Regions from separate parts of the Homo sapiens genome. Here regions 1 and 2 are each linked to region 3. A link is a loop called in an ENCODE intact Hi-C map of the cell type or tissue named here. Cell type or tissue: endothelial cell of umbilical vein. All regions are shown on one strand. Links, peaks and the distances in the headings refer to the core of each region. The heading gives the core; the rest is flanking DNA.

Region 1 (10,310 bases), core at 785-8,784, 490 kb before region 3:
ATGTGACTGAATTGCTGCAACCTCATGATAAAACTTGAATAGATAGGAGATGTTTCTTACGGAAGAGTAAAGAAAGAGGTTTCTTGGCCAGGCGTGGTGGCTCACACCTGTAACACCAGCACTTTGGGAGGCCAAGGTGGGCAGGTCACTTGATGTCAGTAGTTCGAGACCAGCCTGGCCAAAATGGCGAAAACCTATCTCTACTAAAAATACAAAAATTAGCCCAGCGTGGTGGTGGGCGCCTGTAATCCCAGCTACTCAGGAGGCTGAGGCAGGAGAATCACCTGAACCCAGGAGGTGGGGGTTGCAGTGAGCTGAGATTGCGCCACTGCACTCCAGCCTGGGTGACAGAGCAAAACTCGGTCTTGAGAAAGGAAAAAAAAAAACGTGGTTTCTTGAGACAAAGTCTACTCCTGGTGAAGATGCTGTGAACATTGTTTGTTTTGTTTTGAGATGGAGTCTTGCTCTGTTGACCAAGCTGGAGTGCAGTGGTGTGATCTCAACTCACTGCAACCTCCACCTCCCAGGTTCAAGCGATTCTCTTGCCTCAGCCTCCTGAGTAGCTGGGATTACAGGCACATGCCACCATGCCCGGCTAATTTTTGTATTTTTTGTAGAGACAGGGTTTCACAGTGTTGCCCAGGCTGGTCTTGAACTCCTGAGCTCAAGCAATCTGATTGCCTCAGCTTCTGCAAAGTGCTGGGATTACAGATATGAGCCACTGTAACCCGGCCAGTGATCACTGTTGAAATGACAACAAATAATTTAGAATATTACATACATTTAGTTAATAAAGAAGTGGCATATTTGAAAGAAGTTCTACTGTGGGGTGAAATGCTATCAAACAGCATCGCATGCTGCAGAGAAATCTTTCATGAAAGGAAGAGCCCATTGGTGTGACAAGCTTCATTGTTGTCTTACCTTAAAAATTGCCACAGGCATTCCAACCCTCAGTAACAACCACCCTGATCAGTAAGCAGCCATCCACATGGAGGCAAGACCCTCTAACAGCAAAAAAATTACAAATGTGTTGAAGGCTCAAATGATTATTAGCATTTTTTAGCAATAAAGTATTTTTATTTTTCTTGAGACAAGGTTTCGCTGGTCACCCAGGCTGGAGTGCAGTGGCATGCTCACTCCTGCACTCTTAACAGACTTAAGCTATAGTATAAACATAATTTTTATATGCACTGGGGGACCAAAAAATTTATGTGGTTTGGTTTATTGCAATACTTTATTGCAGTGATCTGGAACCAAACCTGCAATATCTCCAAGGTGTGCCTGTACTATTATTTAAAGCGTAGAACTTATCCAAATTTCAGCAGTGTTTCCAATGATGCCCTTTTTCTGTTCCAGGATTTCACATTCACATAGCATTTAGTTATTATTTCTCTTTAGTCTTTTTGTTTTGTTTTGTTTTGTTTTGTTTTGTTTGAGACAGTGCCTTACTCTGTAGCCTAAGCTGGAGTGTACTGGCATGATCGTGACTTACTGCTGCCTCTAACCCCAGACTCAAGGGATCCTCTCACCTTAGCCTCCTGAAGAAAAAAAAGAGGTGAGTGTGGTGGTGTGTACTTATAGTCCTCCCAAGTAGCTAGGACTGTACACACACATCGCCACACTCACCTCATTTTTTTGTTTTTTTGTAAAGACGAGGTCTCACTTTGTTGCCCAGCCTTCTCCTAGTCTTTTGTTGCTGTTATTTTAGAGTTAGGGTCTTGCTCTGTCACCCAGACTAGAGTACAGTCACACAATCATAGCTTACTACAGCCTTGACTTCCTGGGCTCAAGTGATTCTCCTACCTCCTCCTCTCTAGTAGCTAGGATTATAGGCATATGCCACCATGTCAAGCTAATTTTTTCAAACCTTTTTTTTTGAGAGACAGAGCCTTGCCATACCGCCCAGGCTCTGAGTCTCTTCTAATGTCCTCAGTCTTTCTTTATCTTCCAATGATCTTGACAGTTTTTGAAGACTACTGGTCAGTTTGGAGAAATTTGGAGAACGCCCCTCAATTTGGGTTTGTTTGATGTTTTCTCATGGTTAGAATAAGGTTATGCATTTTCGGAAAGGATATTACAGAAATACAGCCATGCATTGCTTAAGGACAGGGATACCTACTGAGAAATGTGTCATTAGGTGATTTCATCATTGTGTGAACATCACAGAGTGTATTTACACAAACCTGGATAGTATATCCTACTACACACCTAGGCTATAGTGTAGCCAATTGCTCCCAGGCTACAAACCTGAACAACATGTTACTTTACTGAATACTGTAGGCAATTGTAACACAATGGTAAATATTTGTGTACCTAAACATAGAAAGGACACAGTAAATGATAGTATAAAAGATAAAAAATGGTACACCCTTATAGGGCACTTGCCATGAATGGAGTTTGCAGGGCTTGAAGTTACTCCGAGTGAGTCAGTGAGTGAGTGGTGAGTTAATGTGAAAGCCCACGACATTGCTGTACACTTCTGTAGACTTTATAAGCACTGTACACTTAAACTACACTACCTTTATAGAAAGAAAATTTTTCTCTTTATTATTTATATATTTATTTATTTGGAGACAGAGTTTTGCTCTTGTTGCCCAGGCTGGAATGCAGTGGCACGATCTCAGCTCACTGCAACCTTCGCCTCCCAGGTTCAAGTGATTCTCCTGCCTCAGGATCCCGAGTAGCTGGGATTACAGGCACATGCCACCACGCCCGGCTAATTTTTGTATTTTTAGTAGAGATGGGGTTTCACCGTGTTGGCCAGGCTGGTCTCAAACTCCTGACCTCAGGTGATCCACCCGCCTTGGCTTCCCAAAGTGAAACGATTACAGGCGTGAGCCAACACACCCGGCATTATTTACTAATTTTTTTTTTTTTTTTTTTTGAGACGGAGTCTCGCTCTGTCGCCCAGGCTGGAGTGCAGTGGCGCAATCTCGGCTCACTGCAAGCTCCGCCTCCTGGGTTCACACCATTCTCCTGCCTCAGCCTCCTGAGTAGCTGGGACTACAGGCGCCCACCACCATGCCCGGCTAATTTTTTGTATTTTTAGTAGAGACAGGGTTTCACCTTGTTAGCCAGGATGGTCTCGATCTCCTGACCTCGTAATCCACCCGCCTCGGCCTCCCAAAGTGCTGGGATTATAGGCGTGAGCCACCGCGCCTGGGCTATTTATTAATTTTTTAATTAAAAAAAAAGAGACAGGGTCTCACTATGTTGCCCAGGCCAGTCTCGAACTCCTGGGCTCAAGCGATCTTCCCACCTTGGCCTCCCAAAATGCTGGGATTACAGGTGTGAGCCACTGCACCTGGCCAGAAATTTATCTTCAATGATAAATTAACCTTAGTTAACCCTATAATAACAATGCCTGGCTGGGTGCAGTGGCTCACGCCTATAATCCTAGCACTTTGGGAGGGCAAGGCAGGTGGATCACCTGAGGTCAGGAGTTCGAGACCAGTCTGGCCAACATGGCAAAACCTTGTCTCTACTAAAAATACAAAAATTAGCTAGGCATGATGGCGATGCCTGTAGTCCCAGCTACTTGGGAGGCTGAGGCAGGAGAGTTGCTTGAACCTGGGGGGTGGAGGTTGCAGTGAGCTGAGATCGTGCCACTTCACTCCAGCCTGGGCAAAAGAGCGAGACTGTCTCAAAACAAACAAACAAACAAACAAAAACAGTGCCTGCCTTTGGAATACCTGCTGAGGAACCTGCCTCAGGCTGTTTTACAGTTAACTTTTTTTGTAATAAGTAGAAGGAGTACACTCTAAAATAATGAAAAAAGTACAGCATAGTAAATACATAAACTAGTAACATAATTTTTAAATATCATTACCAAGTATTATGTGCTGTACATAATTGTATGTGTTATACTTTATTTCCGCACAAGAAAGAAATGAACTTTTGTTTTTTTTTTGGAGGTGGAGTTTTGCTCGTCACCCAAGCTGGAGTACAATGGCGCAAACTTACTGCAACCTCTGCCTCCTGGGTTCAAGCAATTCTCCTGCCTCAGCCTCCAAAGTAGCTGGGATTACAGGCATGCACCACCACTCCTGGCTAATTTTTGTTTTATTAGCAGTGACGGAGTTTCACCATGTTGGCGAGGCTGGTCTCGAACTCCTGGCCTCAGGTGATCCACCCACCTTGGCCTCCCAAAATGGTGGGATTACAGGCGTGAGCCACCGGGCCCGGCCAGAGCCCTCTATTGACATGTGTCTGCACAGTTATCATGCAAAGGAAGACAAGTTACATGTAAAAAGATGGTGGTTGTAATATGCTTTGAAATAGCAAAAAATTGGAAAATATCTCACAAGATCATTGTGGAAGATTGGCTAAATAAATGAAGACAACTCCATACCACGGAATACTAACTACCATTAAGGAAAAGGTAGAGAAAACAATTTAAAAGGGGAAAATATATATGAAAAACAATGGTTTTCAAAACATTGACTATCAGCTTATAAAGGACAGTGATCCTTGTGGACGTGCATTTTACATATGTATTGAATATCTTTGTGCCTTTGCTTGTACATGCTTAACTTGAAAACATACATTTACCATTGACCACTAGGTGGTATCATAACACAAATTATTCTACAGCCAGGGTAGGCATTTATTTTATTTTATTTTATTTTTATTTTTTTATTTTTTATTGATCATTCTTGGGTGTTTCTCGCAGAGGGGGATTTGGCAGGGTCATAGGACAATAGTGGAGGGAAGGTCAGCAGATAAACAAGTGAACAAAGGTCTCTGGTTTTCCTAGGCAGAGGACCCTGCGGCCTTGCGCAATGTTTGTGTCCCTGGGTCCTTGAGATTAGGGAGTGGTGATGACTCTTAAGGAGCATCCTGCCTTCAAGCATCTGTTTAACAAAGCACATCTTGCACCGCCCTTAATCCATTTAACCCTGAGTGGACACAGCACATGTTTCAGAGAGCACAGGGTTGGGGGTAAGGTCACAGATCAACAGGATAAGAATTTTTCTTAGTACAGAACAAAATGAAAAGTCTCCCATGTCTACTTCTTTCTACACAGACACGGCAACCATCCGATTTCTCAATCTTTTCCCCACCTTTCCCCCCTTTGTATTCCACAAAACCGCCATTGTCATCATGGCCCGTTCTCAATGAGCTGTTGGGTACACCTCCCAGACGGGGTGGTGGCCGGGCAGAGGGGCTCCTCACTTCCCAGTAGGGGCGGCCGGGCAGAGGCGCCCCTCACCTCCCGGATGGGGCGGCTGGCCTGGCGGGGGCTGACCCCCACCTCCCTCCCGGATGGGGTGGCTGCCGGGCGGAGAGGCTCCTCACTTCTCAGACGGGGCGGCCGGGCAGAGACGCTCCTCACCTCCCAGACGGGGTCACGGCCGGGTAGAGGCGCTCCTCACATCCCAGACGGGGCGGCGGGGCAGAGGCGCTCCCCACATCTCAGACGATGGGAGGCCGGGCAGAGACGCTCCTCACTTCCTAGATGGGATGGCGGCCGGGAAGAGGCGCTCCTCACTTCCTAGATGGGATGGCGGCCGGGCAGAGACGCTCCTCACTTTCCAGACTGGGCAGCCAGGCAGAGGGGCTCCTCACGTCCCAGACGATAGGCGGCCAGGCAGAGACGCTCCTCACTTCCCAAAAGGGGTGGCGGCCAGGCAGAGGCTGCAATCTTGGCACTTTGGGAGGCCAAGGCAGGCAGCTGGGAGGTGGAGGTTGTAGCGAGCCGAGATCACGCCACTGCACTCCAGCCTGGGCACCATTGAGCACTGAGTGAACCAGACTCCGTCTGCCATCCCGGCACCTCGGGAGGCTGAGGCTGGCGGATCACTCGCGGTTAGGAGCTGGAGACCAGCCCGGCCAACACAGCGAAACCCCGTCTCCACCAAAAAAATACGAAAACCAGTCAGGCATGGCGGCACGCGCCTGCAATCGCAGGCACTCGGCAGGCTGAGGCAGGAGAATCAGGCAGGGAGGTTGCAGTGAGCCGAGATGGCAGCAGTACAGTCCAGCTTCGGCTCGGCATCAGAGGGAGACCATGGAAAGAGAGGGAGAGGGAGACTGTGGGGAGAGGCGAGAGGGGAGAGGGAAGAGGGAAGAGGGAAGAGGGAGAGGGAGAGCCAGGGAAGGCATTTTTAAACAGGTTTCTTTTTTTGAGTGTCTGATAATGTCTCTCAAAACTGTCAGGTTTAAACCTTGTAGGTCCAATTCCAACATGAATGTAAATAACTTAGCTGAACTACATACATAAGTAACCACATAGTGAGACTGACTGGGGTCTGTGTTCCTCCATTCAACCTGTATTTGTTGTGTCTGTGATGGATTAGCCACTATCTTTCTGATATATTTCAGAGAAGAAATATCTCTTCTCTCACTTACTTCTGTCTGGACTACCAGATATCCCTATGCATACCATCTCTTGTTTCTCTTCCTCAGTCCAGCTGGTTCAGTCTGAGAATTTTACCGACTGTGGGTACACCTTCCACCTTTGCTCTTTCATTTATCAATAAAACCAAAGAAAGAACAATAGTCCTTTTCCTTAGGGTGGTACAAGGAGGCCAAGGCCTCACTATTTATAGCAAATAATGCAAATGGAAATAAACCTAGGTATCTTCTCCTGCAGGTAACTTTGTTTTGGATCTTTGCTACTGTTTAACTTCCTTTGGTGACTAGCCATATTTCATTAACCTTGCAAGCAGTTGAACCTTGCTCAATTGCAGGAAATGCTGGGAAATCCCACTCAGCTGTCCCTACATCTTGTCCCAAAGCACTTGTAGACTGGCAAGGCTTGTTACCTGACTTCCTGTCATGGTAATTTGCTTTATTTCATGTCCCTTATATTTTATTTCTTTTTTTTTTTTTTTTTTTTTTTTGAGACAGAGCCTCACTCTGTTGCCCAGGCTGGAGTGCAATGGCATGCTCACAGCTCACTGCAGCCTCAACCCTCTAGGCTCAAGCCATCCTCCCACTTCAGCTTCCCTAGTAGTTAGGATTACAGGAATGCACCTCCATGTCCAGCTAATTTTTGTTTGTTTGTTTTTGTAGAGACAGGGTTTCACCATGTTCCATGTTGCCCAGGCTGGTCTCGAACTCCTGGACTCAAGCAATCTGCCTGCTTTGGCCTCCCAAAGTGCTGGGATTACAGGTATGAGCCACCATGCCGGGCCATATTTCATTTTTAATTGACTGATAATAACTGTATATATTTATGGGGTAAACTGTGATGTTATGAAACATGAATACATTGTAGAATGATTAAATCAGGCTAATTAACATATCCGTCACCTCACATACTTATTTCTTTGTGATAAGAACACTGAAAATCTCCTCACTGAGCAATTTTGAAAGACATAATCCACTATTATTAACTATAGTCACCATGCTGTGGGGTAGCTCACTAGAACTTACTCTTCTTGCCAGACTGAACCTTTGTGCCCTTCAATTAACAGTTGTTTCCCTCTCCACTCCCTCCCCTCAGCCCCTGGTAATCACCATTCGACTCTCTACTTCTATTAGCTCCACATACAAGTGAGATCATGGGTTATTTGTTTTTCTGTTCCTGGCTTAGTGCACTTAGCATAATGTCCTCCAGCTTCATCCAAGTTGCCACAAATGACAAAATTTTCTTTTCTTTTTTTGGGGGCTGAATAGTATTTTATTGTGTATATATCTCACATTTTTACTTATTTATTTATTTACCTATTTATTTGTTTTTTGAGATGGAGTTTGCTCTTGTTGCCCAGGCTGGAGTGCAATGGCATGATCTTGGCTCACTGCAACCCCCGCCTCCCAGGTACAAGCAATTCTCCTGTCTTAGCCTTCCAAGTAGCTTGGATTACAGGCATGTGCCACCACGCCCATCTAATTTTTTTGTATTTAGTAGAGACGGGGTTTCACCACGTTAGTCAGGCTGGTCACGAACTTCTGACCTCAGGTGATCCACCCCCATCGGCCTCCCAAAGTGCTGGGATTACAGGTGTGTGCCACCGCTCCTGGCCTATTTTTTTATTTTTATTTTTATTTTATTTTACTTTAAGTTCTGGGATACATGTGCAGAATGTGCAGTTTTGTTACATAGGTATACATGTGCCATGGTGGTTCGCTGCACCTATCAACTCATCATCTAGGTTTTAAGCCCAGCATGCATTAGTTATTTGTCCTAATGCTCTCCCTCCCCTTGCCCCCGATCCCGCGGTGTGTGATGTTCCGCTCCCTGTGTCTATGTGTTCTCATTGTTCAACTCCCACTTATGAGTGTCAACATGCGGTGTTTGGTTTTCTGTTTCTGTGTTAGTTTGCTGATGTATGATGGTTTCCAGCTTCATCCATATCCCTGCAAAGGACATGAACTCATTATTTTTTATGGCTGCAATATATCTCATGTTTTCTGTATCCATTTATCCCTTGATGAAAACCATGATAAGATATCAACCCACATCTGTGAGAATGGCTATTATCAAAAAGACAAAAGAGGGCAAGGCGTAGTAGCTCAGGCCTGTAATCCCAGCACTTTGGTAGGCTGAGGTGGGAGGATCGCTTGAGCCCAGGAATTCAAGATCAGACTAGGCAACAGAGTGAGACTCCATCTCTATAAAAATTTAAAAATTAGCCAGGTGCAGTGGCATGTGCCTGTAGTCCCAGCTACTCAGAAGGCTGAGGCAGGAGGATCCCTTGAGGTCAGGAGGTACGGTTGCAGTGAGATGATTGCGTCACCACACTCCAGCCTGAGTGGAAGAAGGAGACCCTACCTAAAAAAGAAAAAAAAAAAGAACAATAACAAGTGGTGGAGTAAAAGGTAACCCTTGTATATTATTGGTGAGAATGTAAATTAGTACAGCAACTATGGAAATCAGTATGGAGGTTCCTCAAAAAACTAAAAATGGGATTATCATATGATCCAGAAATCTCACTACTGGGTATATATCCAAAGGAATTGGCCTGGCACGGTGGCTCACGCCTGCAATCCCAGCACTTTGGGAGGCTGAGGCAGGCAGATCACTTGAGGTTGGGAGTGCAAGACCAGCCTGGCCAACATGGTGAAAACCCGTCTCAACTAAAAATACAAAAATTAGCCAGGTGTATGGCAGGCACCTGTAATCCCAGCTACTTGGGAGGCTGAGGCAGGAGAACCACTTGAACCTGGGAGGTGGAGGTTGTGGTGAGCTGAGATCACACCACTCCACTCCAACCTGGGCAACAGAGTGAGATTCCATCTCAAAAAAATAAAAATAAAAATAAAACAAAAGAATTGAAATCTGTACATTGCTGGACGCAGTGGCTCACGCCTGCAAATCCCAGCACTTTGGGAGGCCAAGGTGGGTGGATTGCTTCAGCCCAGGGGTTTGAGACCAGTCTGGGCAACATGGTGAAACCCTATCTACAAAATAAATACAAAAATTAGCTGGGTGTGGTGGTGTGTACTTGTAATCCGAGCTGCTCGGGAGGCTGAGAAGGGAGAATCACTTGAGCCTGGGAGGTGGAGGTTGCAATGAGCCATGATCATACCATTGTACTCCAGCCTGGGTGACAGAGTGAGACTCTGTCTCAAAAAATAAACAAAAGAATAAATAAATAAAAATAAAAGAAATCTGAACATTGAAGAGATATTTGCACTTCCATGTGCATTGCAGCATTATTCACATTTGCCAAGATACAGAAATGACGTCTACCATTCTTGATTGGAAACACCTATCAGCCTGAAGTATGTGTCAAGGTCTCTGTACCTTACACCTGTCTTCTATGAAGGGTTTAGCCCCTGGCAAAGTATTATAAAGTAGGGGGGATTTTCAAACTAGAGGTTAGGGAGAGGGGGATTGACAGTCTTGTTAGCTTTAGTGAGAGATAGCAGAACCCTGGTAACTGATGTGGGAGTTCCCTGCTGGTTTGTATTCCATTTAACTCTTTTTTTTTTTTTTTTTTTGAGATGGAGTCTCGCTCTGTCACCCAGGCTGGAGTGCGGTGGTGCGATCTCGGCCCACTGCAAGCTCCGCCTCCTGGGTTCACATCATTCTCCTGCCTCAGCCTACAGGCACCTGCCACCGCGCCCGACTAATTTTTTGTGTATTTTTTAGTAGAGACGGGGTTTCACCGTGTTAGCCAGGACGGTCTTGATCTCCTGACCTCATGATCTGCCCGCCTCGGCCTCCCAAAGTGGTGGGATTAAAGGCATGAGCCACCGCACCCAGCCTATTTAACTCTTTTGAGAGAAAACAGAAGGTGAGAAACCAACAAGGTGCACAAAGATACTTAGTGTTAATCTACTTTTGGTTTGTGAGATTATCAACAAATCTTGGCCGGGCGCAGTGGCTCACACCTGTAATCCCAGCACTTTGGGAAGCT
Region 2 (10,310 bases), core at 790-8,789, 320 kb before region 3:
CTTGAAGCGCACTCCATGGGTGCGCTTGTGAATGTTGATGGTGTATTCTTGGGTCACCACCTCGTTGATAGCAGAACGGCCCTTTTTCTTTTGGCCACCCTTCTTTGCGGAAGCCATTCTGTTGGGTCCAAGTTGGAAAGGCAATATTTTATTTTATTTTATTTTTTTAAGACAAGGTCTCACTCTGTCACCTGGGCTGAAGTGCAGTGGCACAATGGCACAATCAAGGCTCACTGTAGCCTCAACTTCCCGGGCTCAAGCGATCCTTCTACCTCAACCTCCCAAGTAGCTGGGACTACAGGCATATGCCTCCACACTCAGCTAATTTTTTTTTCTTTCTTTCTTTTTTTTTTTTTAGAGATGGGGTCTAGTCTGGTCTCGAACTCCTGGACACAAGGAATCCTCCTGCCTGGATTACAGGCATGAGCCCAGCCTATTAATAAATTAGATAAATCTTTGAAGCAGGCTTACTATATGCTTGTATGAAAGTTATCTTTTTAATTTTTTGAAATTTGTACTTTGACATCAATAAGAGTTACTGCCTCCTATATTACCTCTCTGTTATTATTCTCCCTCAATCTCCTTGTTACCCAGACTTGAAATATTGGCACCTGCTCCAGTTCCTTTCTTACTCTCTAAACAAATCAGTCCTCAAATCTCACTGGTTTTACCTCCAAGGTTCTCTTGGTGCCATCCCCATGATTAACGTCAGAGTTTAAGCTTCTATTCCCTCTCTCCTGAACTTTTACAATAGCCCTTACTTGGATCTCTGTAACCACTGCGCTCAAGGCTACTAGAAAAATATCCCCAAGGAAAAGCTCCGATCATTTCACTCCCCTTCCTAAAACTCGTTGGGGGTTCTTCATTACCCAACAATAATGGAAAGGCCCAGTTCCTTAGCTTGATTTTCAAAGCCTTCCAAAATTTGATCTCGAGCTTATATTCCTTAACTACTCTGTCCTTTCCTGCTCCCTTCATTCACTGTGCCTATGCACACTTTCTTTGCCTTCCTTCATACCACCCTACTGCCTGAATACTTTCTGCCCTGTATCTGCATGTCCAAACCGAAGTATAGTTTAACCCCATCTTGAAGCTCCACTGTAGTGATCCTTTAAACTGAAAGTTATTTCTCTCTGCTCCGAATTAGCAACATATTTAATTTGTATCTCTTCTATAACACATATCTCTTTCTATTTTGTAACATAGTTCTTTGTGGACATTACTGTGGTATCATTGTAGGATAGCGTCTATAATCTAACTTTGTATCCACAGTATTGCCTAACTGTGCTAATACCGATAAGAGGGCCAGTGAAAAATTGTTTAGCAGGAACTGCTGAAAAAAATTAAACTCTGAACTGAAAAAGTAGTACTGAGGCAGGATAGGCAGTCAAGGAAGTGCCCATATCCTCAGGACGCAGCAACCATGGTGACCCCAACAGTCAACACAATAAGCCTCAGCATTTGAATTGTGATTGAACTCAGTCGAGCAAAGCTATCTTCAGTAGGAAATTTCTTCTATAGAGAGCATGAGCACTTTGATTTTACCTGTCCTCAAACTGACCTTTTGCTCATTATAATAGCAAAAAACATGCCCTTGGGTGGAGATTTACAATGCTAATGGGACACCTGAGGGAGGAACATGGGTGCACAGCTACTGCACATGTGCAGCCAGAGGACCAACCAGAAGATGCTTACTACTAGGTTGGTGCAAAAGTAATTGTGGTTTTTGCATTTAAAGTAATGGCCAAAACCGCGATTACTCTTGCACGAACCTAACGGTAACACTTCTTCCCACCTCCTTATGAATAATCATGCAAATAATACATGATTAGCAATAACCTCCAGCAATAATCAATGTTGTCTCATCCTTACGAGCAGCCTGCCCTGAATTCTCTCTCTCTCTCAGGGTGTGATGTCTATTTTGTACTTAGCTTTCAAAATTTTTTTTTCTTTTGCAATAAATTATGCTGCATCTCTTTTGCTGTATGTCTCTTGTTTAAATTCTTTTAAACTAAGAAGACAAGAACCAAGGTCTTGCAACAGCCTCCAACACTACCACATTATTTTTTGAATGGCTGAAGTCCCATCAAATTATGTTCCCCAATCGCTCTCTCTTCTTGTGAATGTTTTTCTTTCTTTTTTTAAAAAATTAAATATCTAATTTTAAAGGAGAACAGTGAATATTCTTTAAAACCTAAATTTAGTGTATCTTCCTTTCTTCTTTTTGTCGTATTTTTTTCACCATACGTAAGATTTCTCATTTCAACATAGTGAGTCCCACCATTTGACTATTGCAAGTTGTTTTATTCATTAATGAGGGTGACAGTTTTCTGTGTGAATATGCCCATCAAAAGAGTTTCCTATACAAGTATTTGCTCATGAAGCACTAACATTTTTATTTGGTCTTTCAATTTATGAAGAAAATGTAAGGGATGCCCATTTCTTTACCTGGGTGAAATATTAGTCTCTAAATCCCAGGCACCCCCAAATCAATCAGAGCAAAGAAAATATGGCACGTCTACTGTCTACTACACAATGGCTTTCACTTTTATCACATTATAAAACAGTGTTTCTCTATGTGGATGGATTTCTTCCCAGATTCACATGAAGAGCTTGTTACGAAAGTATATTCCCAAGCCCCATCTACATTCAGAATCTTTGGGGCTAGATCTCCAAGAATCTTCCTTTTTAATTAATCTCACAGATGATTCTTCGCCATGTTGGAGTTTATGAATCACAGGCTAAATTTGTGTCTTCTTCTAAAAATGCAAAGAGAAGCAGAGACCCCTAGAGAATTGCATAAGTGTGCCCTAAACAAACCAAGAGGGTTGACGAAGTCTGTTCATCTTCTCTCTTGTCTCAAAGTATCCTTGTTTCTTTGTAACTTCCTCCCAATACTTTATTTTGAAAATGTTCAAACATACAGAAATGCTGAAATAATTGTACAGTGGACACCCGTATACTTCACCTAAATATTACCATTAATATGTTACTGCAGTTGCTTTATTAGAGATCCTTGTTGTTGTTGTTTTTTTAACAATGATTTTTTTTTTTGAGACGGAGTCTCGGTCTGTCGCCCAGGCTGGAGTGCAATGGTGTGATCTCGGCTCACTGCAAGCTCCGCCTCCCAGGTTCACGCCATTCTCCTGCCTCAGCCTCCCGAGTAGCTGGGACTACAGGCGCCCGCCACCACGCCCGGCTAATTTTTTGTATTTTTAGTAGAGATGGAGTTTCACCGTGTTAGCCAGGATGGTCTTGATTTCCTGACCTCGTGATCCGTCCCCCTCGGCCTCCCAGAGTGTTGGGATTACAGGCGTGAGCTACCGCGACCGGCCTGCTTTTTTTTTTTTTTGAGACGGAGTCTCACTCTGTTGCCCAGACCGGAGTGCCGTAGCGCGATCTCAGCTCACTGCCACCTCCACCTCCCGGGTTTGAGCGATTCTCCTGCCTCAGCCTCCCGAGTAGCTGGGATTACAGGCACACGCCACCACGCCCGGCTAATTTTTGTATTTTTAGTAGAGACGGGGTTTCACCATGTTGGTCAGTCTGGTTTCGAACCCCTGACTTCAGGTGATCCACCTGCCTCGGCCTCCCGAAGTGCTGGAATTACAGGCGTGAGCCACTGCGCCTGGCCTATCACAAATCTTTTATCCATCTCTCTAGTCATCAACTCATCTTAATTTTGGATGAATTTCAAAGGAACTTTTAGACATCAGTAGTGTCTAATTTGGGATGATAGTGACTTGAAGAATAATGGGGCAATGAATCCTTGTAGCCCTGGTGAAAATACAGTGGCCTTCCTTGTTGGACAGAATTGGTGGCATCTTGGCCTTGGGAGGACATTCAGAGTGCATGTAATCAGAGACAGAAGGGTAGTTCTGGCTGGTTGTAGGTGGCCCCTGCAGGGCAGTATCTACTTGTCTCTATTCATTTGAATGGGAGCTTTTGTTTGTTACTGGAAGAAGAAAGGGAGGTTTGGGGCCACGGAGAAGATGTAGCAGCTGATGGCAGCAGAAACCCCTTCTCTCTTCCATGGGTTTTGAGACTCCAATGGAGAGATGAGTTAGAAGCTGACGTTTTCTGGGTTAGCGTTTAGCAGCAAGGTTTCGAGTCAGACTGCTTAGGCCTGCATTCCAGCTGCTCCTGGCTGTTTGACCTTGGATATGATTTCAGCCTCTTGGCCTCAGTTTTCTCATTTGAAAATGAATGTAACCGACTTTATACTGTCGAACCTACTTTATATTGTTGTGAACATCCTGTAACTCAATCAACTTCAGTTGCTAAAATATAATTACATTCCTTGACAAGTTCACACAAAATTAACATATGTGACTGTAGCAGTTGGTGACCAAGAAAGAGAAAAAGGAAATGATTTTGAAAAGTGAGCCTAAATGGAATTTCGGGAGACGCGGGAGGGAGCGATTCTGAAAGTCCTTACAGACAACTCATTGTACTTCAAATGAAATACGAATTCTTCCCTTGGTCTGCAAGGCCTCCACATTATCTGGCCTTTGCCTACATCTCCAACATCTCCTTTCCTCCCGTACTTATTCCTAGCGACACAGGCCTTTGGGCTTCAGATTGAGTCAAACTCATTTGGTCCTCGGGACATTTGCACTTTCGTGAAAGGCTCTCCCCAGAACTTTACAAGCCTGGCTTCTCACACTTTGAGTCTCATTCAATTCAAAGATCATGGTCCTCAGAGAGGCCTTTCCTGACCACTCAGTTTAGTAGTGGCCATTTAAGTAGAGCACCCAATTCTCCATCCTTTTTTCCTTCTCCTTCCTCTTCTCCTCCTCCTCCATCTTCTTTTTTTTTTTAATAAATTTATCAAGCCACCAGAAATGCTGAATCCATTATTTTCGTATCATATTTTCACGTCACTTATCACTATCTGAAATTGCTATCCATCTGTTTTCTTGTTTATTGTCTGTCTCTGTTACTAGGGATCCTGTGATTTTGGGTAGTACTTGGCTGTCACCCAAGTACCTAGAACGGGGTTCACTGCACACCGAAAGTACGCAAAAATACTAAGTGAATGAATGTCAGGAGGATGAAAGATGGAGGGAGGTGAGAAATCCATCAAAGGCTCACAGAAAGAACTCAATTCTTGGATGAAAGTCGGAAGAATCCCAACAGCTAACAAGCAAATTTGCTGAGAGGGGGCGGGGCGGGCCAAGGGCGGGGGCGGGAAGGGGCGGAGTCAGGCGGAAGCCGGGGAGAAGGCCCAGGAAGTGACGGCCGCCTCCCGGCTACCGGGGACTTCTGGAGTCCGAGAAGTCAACGGCGCGGTTGCTGCGGCCGCCGCGCTCCCCGGCCCGAGGCGATGGAGAACGGAGCGGTGTACAGCCCCACTACGGAGGAGGACCCGGGCCCCGCCAGAGGCCCCCGGAGCGGCCTCGCTGCCTACTTTTTCATGGGCCGGCTCCCATTGCTCCGGCGCGTTCTCAAGGGCTTGCAGCTGGTGAGTCCGCGGTCAGGGAGGGCGAGCCCGGGCTGGGGAGCGGGGTCTGGCCCGGGCTTGGGAGGCCGCCGAGCTCCTTCGTTTCAGCTTGGTTGTTCAGTAAAAGGAGGTTTCCACACCTCTAGTTCCTTCCCTCTCAGCCTGGGGAAGGGGGCGTTACCCTCCGCCCTTCCGCCGGGCGGCCCCTCAGTCCCAAGGCTCTCCCCATCGGGATCCCACGAACTGGGGCCACCCAGCCTGTTAGGCGGGCTCAGGAAATGCGTCGGAGACCCAAGTCAGCCACTTCAACATCTTTCACTCATCCTCTATGGCGACTTTCCTCTCTTCTCTCTGCTGCTACCCTGCATTATCGCCCACAGTGCCTGTATTTAGACTGTGAAGCGCTGTTTATCTTTCTCTGGCTCTTGCGGTTTTCCTGCTGCGAGCCCATGGGGGCAGTTTAACTTGCTGGACAAAGTCCTGCGATACCACGCGTGGCATTGAGATGTGTGTGTATGTGTGTCCGGTAAATTGTCTTCTAAAAGTTTTATATTGACTGGAAAAGAATTATTTCAAAATTGAGCAATATGGGTTCTAAGTGGAAAGTCAAAAGGACAGCTTTTTGTAAGTATGTGCGGATAGCTGAACTAGGACATGGTATGCATCTTTCCATTTTATTGAGTTTATTTTAAGCAGTTGAAGTACCATAAACCTGTTCGTGAAAACATCAAAGCATCTTTGAGATTTAAATTATTCACTTTACAGTCGTGTTGGCTCCTATGTACTGTTCCAACCACTGATGGTTGAACCAGTTTAGGAAAAATAGAAACAGTTTAGGTTCTATTTCTGCAATAGAACCAGTTTAGGAAAAATCCGAATGCTTATGATGTTTATGAGTTTTGTCTTACTTTGTTTTGTTTTTTAACCATTCTAAGTAAAAATTAGCTCATTGGTTTCCTTGGAAAGAACTTAAATTCTTACAACTCAAATGACCCGAAGTTAAATTCTTAGAACTCTAGTGACCTACTTTTATTGAATAGAAAAACAGAAGTCGGAAAATCGGCACTGCTGTTTAGCGATCAAAATGATCACATCTGCTGATGACTGGGAAATCATTTGAAAGCAAGTGATAATGTGGCCTATGGAACCCAGTAGGATCTGGCCTTATCTTTCTCCCAGTCTCCCTCTAGGTGGTTCCACACTGGCCACCTTTAATTTATTACGAGGCATCAGGGGCTCTTTCCTGCCACTGTTCCTTTGCATAAGCTGTTCCTTCTACCTTCTTCCTTCTTCCTTCTCTTCTCTTGTCAGCTGTCACATGATGATTTTTAGGTATTAGCTGTATTTCTCTGCAGTAAAGCTAAAATTTTCTACGTGAATAGTAGAACTCTTTAGAACAGAAAAGAATATTCATCTGAAGCTTTTTTTTTTTTTTTTTTTGAGACCGAGTCTTGCTCTATCGCCAAGGCTGGGGGCAGTGGCGCAATCTCGGCTCACTGAAACCTCCGCCTCCCGGGTTCAGGCAATTCTCGTGCCGAGTAGTTGGGACTACAGGCACGCACCTCCATGCCCGGCTGATTTTTTTTTTTTTTTTTGGTAGAGACGGGGTTTCGCCGTGTTGACCAGCCTGGTCTCAAACTCCTGACTTCAGGTGATTTTCGCCCTCCGGGCCTCCCAAAGTGCTGGGATTACAGGCGTAAGCCACTGCGCCCAGCCCATCTGAAGCATTCTTGCTGCTCGAAAAAAATCATCTGTATTGGTTTGCTGCCCACAAAATCTCCTGTTTTCAGTTGCCTTTATTATTTTCTTTCTAATAAAAAGTGGCAAAGCTAAAGTAAATTTTCTGATTACCTTCTTATAGTTTAGTAAACTGTAGTTTCGTATCTTTGGAATAGAACATAACCAGTTTCCTTCCTTATTGCTGTTATAGAAGAAAACATGGAACACAACCAGAAATTTTTGTGGTAAATGTTATACTTGGACACAGAGAAGATGAATTTGCCTTAAAAGATCGTTAGACTATTATTAGTTCTCCATCATTCATAAGAAGAAATGGAGAAAAAATAAAAACTAATATCTCTTTATGAAATCCATTTATTTGTTTATGGGGAAATTGTCATGTTACAGGAATGCTTTCTTTAATGTGGAGATTTAAAAGTACTTTTTCATTACTGCCTTTCACTTTGATGGTTGTCTTTTTGTTCCTTTGTTTGTTTTGATAATGTCTTATCTCTTCACAGTAACAGTATATTACAGGAATTATCCAGCAAGTCCCAAGAAGGTTACATATGAAGTCGGTAAAAGTTGTCTTCCAGCCTGGGGCTATAGGCAAGGTCTTTGCCTTAACTCAAATTCTTCCTTTAGATAGATTGGTTGTTTTACTTTAAATGTTTAATTTTTTTAAAAAACTAAACAGAATTGCGAGCTCCAGTAAGGAAACAACTGTAATGGAGAAACCCGTAATCAGAAGAGGAGGTGTTTTAACAAGGGACCTGCAAACCCTGTGAAATTTTATTCAAAATATTGTACACTTATATGTTTGAGTATATTATTCTGGACCCATAAATCTTAACAGAATCTCAAAGATCCTACAAGAGAAAAGCCTGCTCTAAAACTTAAAAACCAGACATTGTGTATATACTTAGGAAATTCTTACATTAGAGTCTTCGGAGGTTGAATTGAATTACCTCTGAGGTTCTTTGCACTCTTAAGGTTTTTTTTTTTTTTTCAAACCTCTGAGGCTCCATGGGGTTTGCTATTACAGAACTGAATTGAATATTGAAGGGATAGAGAGTGGAGCCTGTACACAGAGGAGATTAGAGATAAAAGAACGTAACTTCTCTATCTCTTGAAGTTAACATAGCTGTGTCTGCCATTTAGATATGACCTAAGTTTTGTTAAAACCCTAAGCATCCCCCAACTACCATCCACCCTTCCAGAGCTTAAGAAGAAATACTCAGTTGAGAATTTAGTGTAAGGAGTTACTGGAGTCCTAACTTTATGCAGTTTTTCAGTTTATACTATCCTTAGATTTGTCCACATGTTCATGTTTTATTTTGTGAATGTTTTTGAGGGAGTTTTTGTTTTAAGGGGAGAATTGACGTTTGGTAACCTAATTGCTTGCTGATACGCTGGTGCAGTGACCTAAATATGTGGAATTTTCTGTGCAACAAGCTCCACATTGTATCCATGCTGTCAGTTGACTATCCTGATAGCTGCACAGTACTGGAATTCTAGTCGCTCATCTGGCAAGCAGTTTTAGAAATCGCCAGTGATTTTTCAATATATTACATTATAAATAATGTTACCCTATAAGTACCAAGAAACAGATTACTTGGAAGCATTTCTTATATTGATGCTCTTTTCATTATTTAAATATGAAAACTGATGTATAGTAAATTGAAATGTTCTATTTTTACCTTGAGGAAGATCCCGTAATGTCAGCAAATTATATCTGAACCTTTGTAAGAGTAAATATTTGCCTAAGGCAAGGGAGGCCTGGCCTGTTTCTTCAGACCAATGGATTTTTAAATTTGAACTTTACTTATAACTACAAAGTTTTTAATAGTAAAGTTCATTAATTTATAATTCATATCATTTTGTAGATGGAGCTTTATAATTAATGGCAAACATTTAAAAGTTCTTTTTATAAAATATAAGTAGTAGACTGTTAAATTAATGGAGAATTCGTATTTAATATAGTGACCGTTTTAAGGAACACTTGAAATTTCAGAAAAGGTAGTGAAACTGAGGCCGGGTGCGGTGGCTCATGCCTGTAATCCCAGCACTTTGGGAGGCCGAGGTGAGCGGATCACAAGGTCAGGAGATAGAGACCATCCTGGCCAACATGGTGAAACCCCGTCTCTACTAAAAATACAAAAATTAGCTGGGTATTGTGGCGTGCACCTGTAATCCCAGCTACTCAGGAGGCTGAGGCAGGAGGTGGAGATTGCAGTGAGCCAAGATCGTGCCACTGCACTCCAGCCTGGCAACAGAGCGAGACTCCATCTCAGAAAAAAAAAAAAAAAAAAGAAGGGGTAGTGAAACTGAAATGGAGAGATAGAGGCAGGATAGTAATTATCCAGTGTTTAAATCACCAGAACTGTAAGATCATGTTTTAGTCACTGAGACTTCCCAAATCTGTTGATGTTAGCAAATTGTTTTTAATGTATGATTTAATACATTAAAGGAAATATACAGAACTGTGGGTTTAACTTCAAAAAGCCAGTCTTACAGGGAAGACCTACACAAACATACATACTCGTAAAAGGAATTTAACAAACAGTATTTCATGGGGAGAGAGGAAGTACAGAGTGGGAGTCAGAGACTTGGGTTCTTGTCTGTGCCGAGCTAACTTGGGGCTTAACCTGTCAGTAGCTTAATTCCATCTTTGTAAACGTGGGAGTGGGAGACTATATCCGCTAAGGGCCCTCCTGACATTAAAAGCTTGATAATTCTCTTAATTATATTTGGGTAAAATTTTATGTCATTAGAAGGAGTTACATTGGGTATACAGTTGTTAAGTACTTAGCTTAATATTCAGTAAGCAATATTTAGTATGATGACTTCATGCTATTAAGAACAAAACTGTTTACCAAAAAATAATAATTGAGCCTTTTTACTTATGGGTTATGTTTACCATGAATTTCTTAGCTAATTCAGTGACATTTTTTCTCTCTTCCTATTTTTGACCACTTTGGCATTTAATGCTGGTGACCACTCATTTCTCGAAATTGTTCCTTCAGCTTTTACACTTTTTTTTTTTTTTTTTGAGACGAAGCCTCGCTCTGTCACCCAAGCTGGAGTGCAGTGGTGCAGTCTCGGCTCATTGCAACCTCTGCCTCCCAGGTTCAAGCAATTCTCCTGC
Region 3 (10,310 bases), core at 1,149-9,148:
TCAATAAGCAAAAGGTACGACCCAGTAAAGTTAAATAGGGCAAAAGACACATACAGTTATACAAGCAGAAATACACAATCCTGTCTACACCTGAAAAGTCTCGTGGAAGCAAAACTGATCTCTTGCCTCCGTTAAGTCCCATGGTTAGAGGAAAACAAACATTTTGAACCCTCTCTAATTCTAGCCCCCCAAATAAATGAACTCTTGAGCATTTCCTGTAAGTTGCTGACTACTTAATGCAAACAACTTTATCCCAGACTTTTGCAAAACTGCTGTCTGAAGACTACCCCAGCCTTTGTAGAAATGATAACCCCGTAAGAAAATTGCCGGTTTTCTGTCATGAACACACCAACTACAAATTCAGTAACCTTGGTAAGTTTGCAGTGTTTGCTGTTAATGACCTGTTGTGTTTTTTATCTGATGAGCAGTTCCTTCTGAGGTCCCTGTATTTCTTGCAAGTAAACTTTTTCCTTTTCTAAATTCTATTATCTCCAAATCTTCAACTTAGTGATACTTAAATGCAAATTGAAAATATGAAGATGCCATTTTCACCTATTAAATGAGCAAAGTTGTATTTTTCCAAGATATTGCTCAATGCCAGATGGATGGGCACTAACCTGGGCACTCATACGTGGCTGGTAGGCAGTTGAGTCATATTTATTGAAAGCTTTCAAAATCTACCCTTCAAATCCTGTAATTCTACCACTAGCAATAGACCAATGGATATAATTAGGTTGTGTATCCCCAAATTAAAATAAAACTCTAAAAATGCCATCAACTTATACATGGTTAAATATATTCCCTAAGGATATTTAATACTATGGGAAAATGCTCTTGGTTTAATACAAAATGAAAAAAAAGATGAGATCATACAGGGTGATTGAAATTTTGACATTGAAACCATATATATGGCATCCAAAAAATCAAGAGGAAAAATAAAGCATTTTAATTACTACCCTTTTCCTTTCTTTAAGAAGAAAAAGAAATCATTCTATTCTGCTGACATTTAATAACAGAGAACAGTAAAACTTCTTAAGTTTAATTAATTTAGAATCACATATAATGTTCTGTGTTAAAGTGGATGAAACTGGATGTGATGGTTAGGAATGAAGAAAATAAACAAGACGGGGCAGAGAAAGAAAAGGGAGAGGTTGGGCACAGCGGCTCACACCTGTAATCCCAGCAATTTGGGAGGCTGAGGCCAGTAGATCACCCGAGGTCAGGAGTTCCAGACCAGCCTGGCCGACATGATGAAACCTCGTCTCTACTAAAAACACACAAAAAGTTAGCTGGGCATGGTGGCACAGGCCTGTAATCCCAGCTACTTGGGATGCTGAGGCACGAGAATAGCTTGAACCTGGGAGGCAGAGGTTGCAATGAGCCGAGATTGCGCCATTGCACTCCAGCCTGGGTGACAGAGTGAGACTCAGTCTCAAAAAAAAAAAAAAAAAAAAAAAAAAGAAAGAAAGAAAGAAAAAAAAAAAAGAAAAGGGAGTGGAAGACAGGCATGATAGTACAGGAATGCAGCAGAGTGACAGACAGACTTGGACACCTAGGCATAATGATCAAATGAAATCAATCCATGGTGTCCTGTTTCTCTCTTTCTCTCTCTCCCCCCTCGTTCTCTCTCTCCTACTCTACACACACACATACACACGTATACACACACACCCCAGCCTGTTGTTTCAGAAAGCTGTCATAGAAACCAATGAAGAAGTCAGCGCTGTGAATCAACAGGAACACAGATTCTTCTGCAGATACATGTACTAAAGTTGAAAGAAATGATGTTCACATCAAATCCTTGTCAATAGAGCACATGCAGGAACATGCACGCTGGAGTTTGCAAAGGACATCAGAGATGTCTCAGAAGTTGCGATCAGTTGTTCTGGAGGAAAAATAAATCACATTGCAAGCGGCTCAATGCCCTTCTGTGGAAATTGCCAATAAGCATTGTGTGCATACTCCCACCTCCAGGAGGCAGGGACCTCAGGCCAGGTTACTCGATTATTTATTGGAGATCTGATTTAAAAGAATGAAACCAGTTTAAAAAATAAAAAAGGCAGGGCAGGGGAGTAGGCAAGGACTAGCTGAAAGAAAAGAACAGGCAGTTATTTACAAAGGACACGCACATGCGCACAGACGCGCAGGTGCAGACCTGTAATGTGATCAGAAAGGCAGTGTACCAGAAAATGAAGCAAAAGTCTTTAGTGAAGATCAAAACCAGAAGTAATTGTCCATGGCAGGCCCGGGGTACTGTAATGCTAAGCAAGCCATGCTGGCTTCTGTGGGCACAGAACTCACCACCCACGAAAGATCTCTGACTTGCTGGGTTAAAGGAGGTCTGTCCTCTCTCAAACTAAGACTCACACCCTGGATTGCCCAGGTTTGAGAACTCTTTATCAGATTAAAAGCCTCTAAGGAATCTGCCTCAAGTAGTAGAAAAATATCCCAGATTTGGAATTAGGAAAGTGTCACAAACACAGGAGAATTAGCACTAGGTATCTGGAAAATAAAGCAGGGTTCTCTGGCCCAGTATGAGAGAAATAGATCAAGTTAACAGCGTAGTCATTTAGGTGCTTGTGGAGAGACCCCAAGAAGCGATTTGACACCTGTATGTGCCCTTCCTGGTGTGGATTTCAGGAACCCCGGGGCCTTTGATTCTCAGGTGGTCACTCCTTTCGGTAAGTCAAGGTGACACAATCTCTGAGGTGGCTGAAAAGACCATAGCCAGAAAGTCCAGAGGATGCACACACATACCTGTGAGTTGGATAATGGCAGGATGCACGGTGCAAACACCACGCATCCCTCTCCTGTTTCCTTTAACTCCAAGAGAAGTGACCTCAATCTGGGGCATTACTGTGCCACTATCTGGAACAGAAATGGGGCAGGGTTGTAAATGACAAGGAAACATAGGCAACCCCCCCCAGTAAGGTGGCAAAGCCTTTTGTGGATACAAAGGGTGGATGCTGAACTCCTCACCCCCACCCATGAGAAGGTTACTGTGGTGACTGCTGTGTGAGCCCAGTGACAGGGAACAGAAACACATGCGTTCAAGGAAATCGTCGGAGGGATGAGAAGGGAGAGAAATTGATTTGACAGCTTGTTGCTGCCACAGCTTCCTTAGCAAAGATAAGATCAGGATGGGGTTTATTTAAAAAGAGACATCCTGATGTCTACCCAAGATGTCCATTCTTATTGTATTTACTCTGTTGGCAGGAGTAAGGAAGAAGTCACTTTTGGGTAAACGCTGCTTAAAGTAGTAGCCATTCCAAATTTGCAGAGCAAATTTGTAAACGGAGAACTGAAAATGAACCAAGAAAAACTAGCACATCCTTGGCAACCTACCCTTCACAGGGCTTCAGCTGTGTTTTCTTAGAAACACAAACCATCTTTGTCAACAGAGCCTTGACACCCACTCATAAGGTGTACTGGCCGTCATACTCCAGTCCCTTTAAAAAGGGGCCTGCAGCTCCTTCACCGAGAACCAGTCAGTTTTGCTTAACAGAATTGCAAATTTGGTGGCTTAAATCATGTAGACTAAACATCCCTAAATGAAAGTGGTTTACAGAAAAAAGTTGGGATTGCTCCTCAAAGATCTCTGCATCAGGTCTGGCTGTTCAGTGGGATCCCGTGGGAGCTCTGGAGACACTCTAAGTCTGGGACCCACTCTAGAGCAGTGAAATCAGAATCTCGGAAAGGCGGGCAGGTCCTTGGCATTGTTCCCAAAGGCTTCCAGGTGATTTCAACACTCACCCGGGTGAGAAAGAGTGGTCCAGGGCGGAGCTTGTCAAAGCAAATGGGCACAGGACTCACCTGGGGATCTCCTTCAAGTTCAGAGTCTAATCCAGACAGGTCTGCGAGACGAGAGTGAGTTTCTAACGAGCTTCAGGTGATGCTGATGCTCTTGATCCCAGGCCACACAGGATAACAAGGGTCCCCAGGCCTACCTCTTTAATTATAGGGATTGGAATGGAGGATTTTCACCAATGAAGTACAGTTCAAAGCCAGTCAGAAACTTTTTGATCATCATGGTAAAAACAAAACAAAACAAACAAAACCAACTTTATTTATGTGTGAGGAGAGGTCAGGGGTAAGCAATCAGATCAGATGAGTAGAAATCAGATGCTATTAAAAACAGTTTTGAATTTCAGTTACATTTTTCAGTAAACATTACTTCAACTGATGAATGGGAAAACAATGTAGCATATCCCTACGATGGAATATTATTTGGTCATAAAAAGGAATGGAGTTCTGATACATACTACAACATGGATAAACCTTGAAAAATTAGGCTAAATGAAAGAAGCCAGTCACAATAGACCACATATTATATGATTCCATTTATATGTCCAGAATAGGCAAATTGATAGAGACAGAAGGTAGGTTGGTGGTTGCTTAGGGTTGGGGATGGGGGAATAGGGAAATGATAGCCAAAAGGTGAAGGTTTTTTTTTTTCAAGTTGGTGAAAATGTTCTAAAATTGTAACAAAAACCCATCGTACACTTTCAATGGTTGAATTGTATGATATATGAACTACATCTCAATAAAACTGTTATAAAATACTGGAAGATCTTTGCAGTGCATATAAGCAACCAAATATACAAAGGATATATATTTTAAATGTATTGCATATACTATATTATAGTCTTTAATATATTATCTTTATATAATATACAAGCATACATTATATATAATATAAAATATTAAGATTATGTAAGGACAGACTTTCAGGAGCAAGTCAACTCAAAAAAAAAAAAAAAAGGAAGAAGAAAAGAAAAGGAAAACAGAGGAAATGCACAGTCAACTCACAAAAGGAAATTGGAAGGCCAACGAACACAAGGAAAGAAGCTCAACATCTTTGGAAATCAGGGAAATGAACATTAAAATATCAACCAGATACCATTTCAGACCTATCAGATTGGCAAAAACCTACACAAATTAGTATGGCAACACCAGGTGATGCCAAATGTGGAGAAATGAGAATTCTTCTATACTAATAATGGTGGGAGAATAGATTGGTCCAAGTTCTTTGAAAAGCAATTTAGTAATATTTTAGTAAATTTGAAGATGTGAGTATCCCATGGCTTCCTAGTATATACCCATGAGAAAGTCTCACTTAGGTACACAAGAGGCATGCACAGAAATATTTCCCATTTTGTTTCTTTATTAGTAAAAAAAAAAAGAGAACCTTCAAACAACCTAAATCCCATCAATAGGGAAATGAATAACTAGAATGGGATTTATTCATATAATGGAAAGTAAGACAGCAGATAAAAAGAAATGAATTTGAGCTATTGTATGCAATAAAAATATTTAAAATAGAATTCATATTTTATCTCCTTCAAAATGAGACTAAATAGAGCAAAAGTATAGGAGAAAGTCGAGTTGATAAATATATATATTGCTTGCATCTGGCACACCATCACTCCTGCCACACTGCATTGGCAAAGCAAGTCACAAGAGCAAAGCCAGATTTGAGGGCCTGGGAGATATACCGTGTCTGTAAAGCCTGTAAAGTCTTGTGGCAAAATGCATGGATTCAGGGAGGGATGAAGTGGAGCCAAGATCTACTACATCACTATGTCATTTGTTCTGCCAAATCGCCATGTCATGTGCCTATTTCCAGACAGGAACCAACTGGAACAGAGCATCCCCTAGTGGTCATCTGTGGGCTAGATACTGAGGACACACAGTATCAGTAGAACCTCTGGCTTAGGGAGAACTGCCCAGTCACCAGAACACGTTGTATGCACAAAATGATCAGTAAGATATTCAACTTGAAGCCACAATTGACCCATGTGTTGAAGGAAAGGTAGGACTAAGTGTCCAGTGGAGACAAGGATGCTCTGGGAAGGAGAGGTGCCTTGAAGAAAGACTGGTGGTAGCCATACCTCTGTGCCTTTGTAAAATGGGACTATTACCACCTTCCCTGAAATAAGTTATAGGAAAGGGCCCGACACATAGTAACCGCTCAGAAAATGTTAATAGGCTCCAGAAACTGAGCTGTAATCCCGATCTGCATCCACATCCCACTCACTTTTCCAGCTACCACGGCACTGTCCCTTCTTCCCCCACTCCCAGGCTTTCTGCCATCACAGAGCCTTAGCACATGCTGCTACCTTTACCTGGAACACCTCTTCCTTCCCTATTTAATTCCACCCCATCCTGCTACATGGGTCGAGGGTCACTTCCTCAGGAAAGCTTTCCTTGACCCTAGTTACAACTTTGCTTAGCACACGACATGTCCTCAATAAGTATCTGTTAAATGAACGTTGTTGGTTGAATAACCCTTGCGCAGTGCTGCCCTCAAGTGATTATCCTGGGTATTGCAATAATTAATTTCAAACGGTTGTCACACTTAGGACGGCAGGATCAATGAGAACAGAGTCCTGAATGAGTAAGTCCTGAGCAATGGGATGCAAGATTCATAAATTACCCGCAAGAAATGAAATGTGAACTTCTGAAGTTCAGGCCTCACCCTGGACACTGTGCTGGGCTTAGACTCCCGCTTCTTCCTTCCTGCCACACAGATACTTCCTTCACCCAACTCTGGCTTCAGTAACTGCCTGGACACTGGCCTCACCCAACATCTCTGCTCCTCATCCCCTTTTGATCTGTTGTCCAGAGTGTCCTCTTGCTTCCTGCACATCTCCCCACAAAGGTCCCAAGCAATTCCATCCAAATATGGATTTGTCATTTTCTCTCTGGGTTCTTTCCATCATGAAGTCCCCTAATATGTTCAGGGAATTGGGAAAAGCAAATGACATGTTTTCTGACTTCTCAAGAAACCCAAGATAAAAGATACTATTTACAGAAAAGAAAATTAAGGCCTAGGGGGAAGTTAGCTCCCCAAGTTCACACAGGTCTAAAATTTGAACCCCCACCTGACTCCAAAGTTCTGAAACTAGAGATGGACTAGTTTTAGGGGGTTATGACTTTAAGAAAAATAAAAATCTATGAAAACAAAGTTTGGTACAGGGCCTTAGAAAGGATTTACACAAGTGAGGGTCTTGAAGCTTACATTTCATTAGCTTCATGATTACACAGCATCCTAGTGAAAATTATGCTGTCTCCAAAGATAACAGACAAGCAAACCAGAAAGATTAGGATGCAAAGAGGTTTTATCTTTCCTACCACTCTCCTTGCTGAAACTGCCTCCTTTAAAAGTATTTCCCAGGTGTGTTCCTGGAATCTTTCCTAAAAGCAGAAAGCAGGAAGCAAGTGTTTTTGCTTTTGTCAGAATGTCAGTGTCAGAATGAGAGACAGAAGAAAACAGAAATTTAGTAAAGATGTTCATAAGTGGGTCTCCGACATCAAGGAAGAGAAAGAGATCAAGAAGCAACAAAAGTCCCCCAGACATCTAGGTGGACACAGGCCAGCAGTGAAAGTAAAGCTGCTGTATGTCAAAATGTGTGGTCTGGGAGTTTCCGGATAGCTGAACACATGGAGGTCCCCGGAGGCTGGCGTGCCCAGGGAGGGCGTAGAAGCTCCATGCCCCTGGCCCCATACCTGACCCTATGCATCTCTTCATTTGTATCCTTTGTATTCTGGGGACTCACATTTTGCTCCAGACCTCTATTTCCCAGGCTTTGTCCCCTTGCAGAGAAAGGCCGCATCAACTCTATTTTTCCTGTTTAAAAAATTTGCCTGCTAACCTAGGGATTGACAGACTTCAAGCCAAATCTGACCCACTGTCTATATTTGTAAATAAAGTTTTATTGGAATAACAAGAAGAAATTGTGGTCTGTTTTGAGTTTAAAAGTCAAAGTGAAACGTAGACACTGGGCGCTTTCTAGTACAAATTTAGTTTAGTTCATAAGAAATACGTGTTCTTCTAAAAACTTGACCAAAATGCCATAGGAATAGTGATGTCTTTCACAGCATGCCAACTGCCTAGGGAAGTTATTCACGAAGAGCGACCTCTAGTGGGCAAGGGTCATAGTTAATTAGAACCTGGAACTCTCCCAGAAAAGCATCTTACCCCCATTTCAGCTTGTTTTGACAACAGCTTGAAGAGGTTTTGAATAAATAGTGAATTTGTGATTAAAAAAATGTTTCTTGTTTTAACATTCGTTATAAACATCTCATTTACATGAACATTTCTGTGACTATAAAAACTTTCAAGGCCAGGTGCGGTGGCTTACACCTGTGATCCCCGCACTTTGGGAGGCCGAGGTGAGTAGATCACCTGAGGTCAGGAGTTCAAGACCAGCCTGACCAACATGGTGAAACCCCGTCTCTACTAAAAATACAAAAAACTAGCTGGGCGTGATGGCGGGTGCCTGTAATCCTAGCTACTTGGGAGGCTGAGGCAGAATTGCTTGAACCTGGGAAGTGGAGGTTGCAGTGAGCCAAGATTGTGCCATTGCACTCCAGCCTGAGTGACAGAGCAAGACCCTGTCTCAAAAAAAAAAAAAAAAAAACTTTCAGTACCAACTATTACAACTATATAGTAAGATGGCTGCTTTAACACAATTGTAGTTTTGAATAACAAAAAATTTTATTTTTTACAGTGAAACTGACAGGAGAGACATAAATTATTAAGTACAAAGGCTCACATTTCTGGGACTTATTTGGTTCAATTTAGGTCTCTGGTTATTATAAAGAATTCCCTAATAGAGGCTGTAGAGGTAATTAGGAACAGAAAGTGAGGTCAGAAGCATAAATTGCAGCCATCTTTGTGAAGGGGGATTTGGCGGTTTCCATTAAAGTATAGAACACACATACCTTTGAGCCAGCAATTCCGCTTCCAGGATTTTATGATGTAGATTCACTCATATAAATGAGCAGAAATCCATGTGCAAGAATGTTTTCTGCACCAGTTATTATAATAAAAAGAAAACAAACATTTATCTGTAATAAACTAAGGAAGAGTCATAGAAAATGATGCAGATATGTAGAATGATGTAGGAGATTATATTGATACAGAAAGTTCAATATTAAAACTATTAAAAAAGTTTTAAAACAGTATTGTCTTAAAATATATCGCATGCATGAACACAGTACATTTATGAAAGTCTGCAAAAGAATTGAATGATTACACTTTCAACCCTTCACATCATTGTTTGCTTTTGCTTAACTATGAACACCCATTACTCAAAGGAGTTAATGTAGTCTTATCTAAGAGTTAAGAACACAGACTTTTAAGCCAAACTCCCCAGGTCCAAAACGTGGCCTCATTAATTACTATCTCTGTTATTTGGACACGTTCTTTATCCTCTTTGTGCCTTAGTTTCCCCATCTGTATATGGGGGTGATACATTTTTATTAATGTTCATCTATGCAAAGCACTTAGAACAGTGCTAAAAGTGGGCCAGGCATGGTGGCTTATACCGATAATCCCAGCACTTTGGGGGGCCAAGGCAGGAGAATCACTTGAGGCCAGGAGTTCAAGATCAGCCTTGGTAACATGGTGAGACCCTGGTTTCACAAAATATTCAGAAATTAGCTGGGTGTGGTGGCTCATGCCTGAAGTCCCAGCTATTGGAAGAAGCTGAGGCAGGAGGAATGCTTCAGCCCAGGAGTTGGAGGCTGCAGTGGGCTAGGATCGAGCCACTGCAGTCCAGCCTGGGCAACAGAGGGAAACCCTGACTAAAAAGAAAGAAAAAGAGCAGTGCTGAAAGTGTTTCGCTACTGTTATTTTAACTTACAATTTTAAAAACTAGGTGTTGATATATTAGGGAAAATTGGGTGAAGGGTACCTTTGCAATTTACTATGAATCCGTAATTATTTCAAAGTAAAAAGTTAAACATGCAGTTATTAAAAATAACTGATATAAAAGATTGTCAAGATGTCATGTTAAGTAAAAAAAGCAAGATGTGTAACAATGCATCAAGTAAGCTCAATTTTATGTAGAGAAATGGGGAAGGGAATGAGAATATATATATTTTGCTTATGTGTGTGAAATGAAATTCTAGAAGAGATTGTTAAAAACTAATAACTACTTGGGAAGCAGGCTTTATTTTTGAACCAAATGACTGTGTTACCTATTGAAAAATTATTTAAAAATAAGACTAGTAACAAAAATGCAAATAACACTTCCATCATAGCATAAAAGCATTTCCATTTGTAACGAGTCAAATAACACCAATTTGACAAATAACAGGGTGCATTGAGTTCAACAGTAAAGTACTTTCCAGTGGCACTATTTCACTCACAATGTGTACAATTCAGACAAGTTTAATTCCTAAGTCTTTGAGGGGGAGCTGAAGAACCACTCCTTCAGGTTTCAGACAGACAGGTTTCAGGAGGTTACAAGTAGCATATGGCCTTATCTAAGATCTAGTGACATTTCTAACTTAAAGCTTTT

Evidence for each region. Peaks named below come from ENCODE experiments on the same cell type or tissue, not always from the same donor. Only the 100,000 strongest peaks of a DNase experiment are listed, where the experiment ranks them.
Region 1: a loop joins it to region 3, with 16 times the contacts of the local background. A loop is called at or near these places in 24 of 110 quality-filtered maps.
Region 2: it touches region 3 in a loop (11-fold over the local background); 7 of 110 quality-filtered maps call a loop at or near these places.

The regions. Positions count from the first base shown.
Region 1 is chr3:32,659,206-32,669,515 of GRCh38, reverse strand. No RefSeq gene overlaps it. Among named protein-coding and RNA genes, the nearest start is that of CNOT10, 21 kb to the left of the region's middle. In endothelial cell of umbilical vein, for the core only: no CTCF peak of the experiment used is centred there; a DNase peak (open chromatin) is centred at 4,545; H3K27me3 peaks cover 347 bases.
Region 2 is chr3:32,497,762-32,508,071 of GRCh38, reverse strand. CMTM6 (CKLF like MARVEL transmembrane domain containing 6) reads left to right here and starts at 5,220. Exons shown (of 4, transcript NM_017801.3): 1 at 5,220-5,464. The coding sequence starts at 5,327. It overlaps MIR548AY (microRNA 548ay), which reads left to right and starts at 1,683; the gene lies at 1,683-1,789. It also overlaps the pseudogene RPL31P18. RefSeq lists silencers at 5,120-5,209, 5,280-5,509. In endothelial cell of umbilical vein, for the core only: no CTCF peak of the experiment used is centred there; DNase peaks (open chromatin) are centred at 5,531 and 5,631; H3K4me3 peaks cover 1,814 bases; H3K27ac peaks cover 1,059 bases.
Region 3 is chr3:32,173,420-32,183,729 of GRCh38, reverse strand. No RefSeq gene overlaps it. Among named protein-coding and RNA genes, the nearest start is that of CMTM8, 60 kb to the left of the region's middle. RefSeq lists enhancers at 5,298-5,467, 5,773-5,942 and a cis regulatory region at 5,857. In endothelial cell of umbilical vein, for the core only: CTCF peaks have their summits at 5,662 (motif pointing left), 6,305 (motif pointing left) and 7,938 (motif pointing left); DNase peaks (open chromatin) are centred at 5,659, 6,279 and 7,899.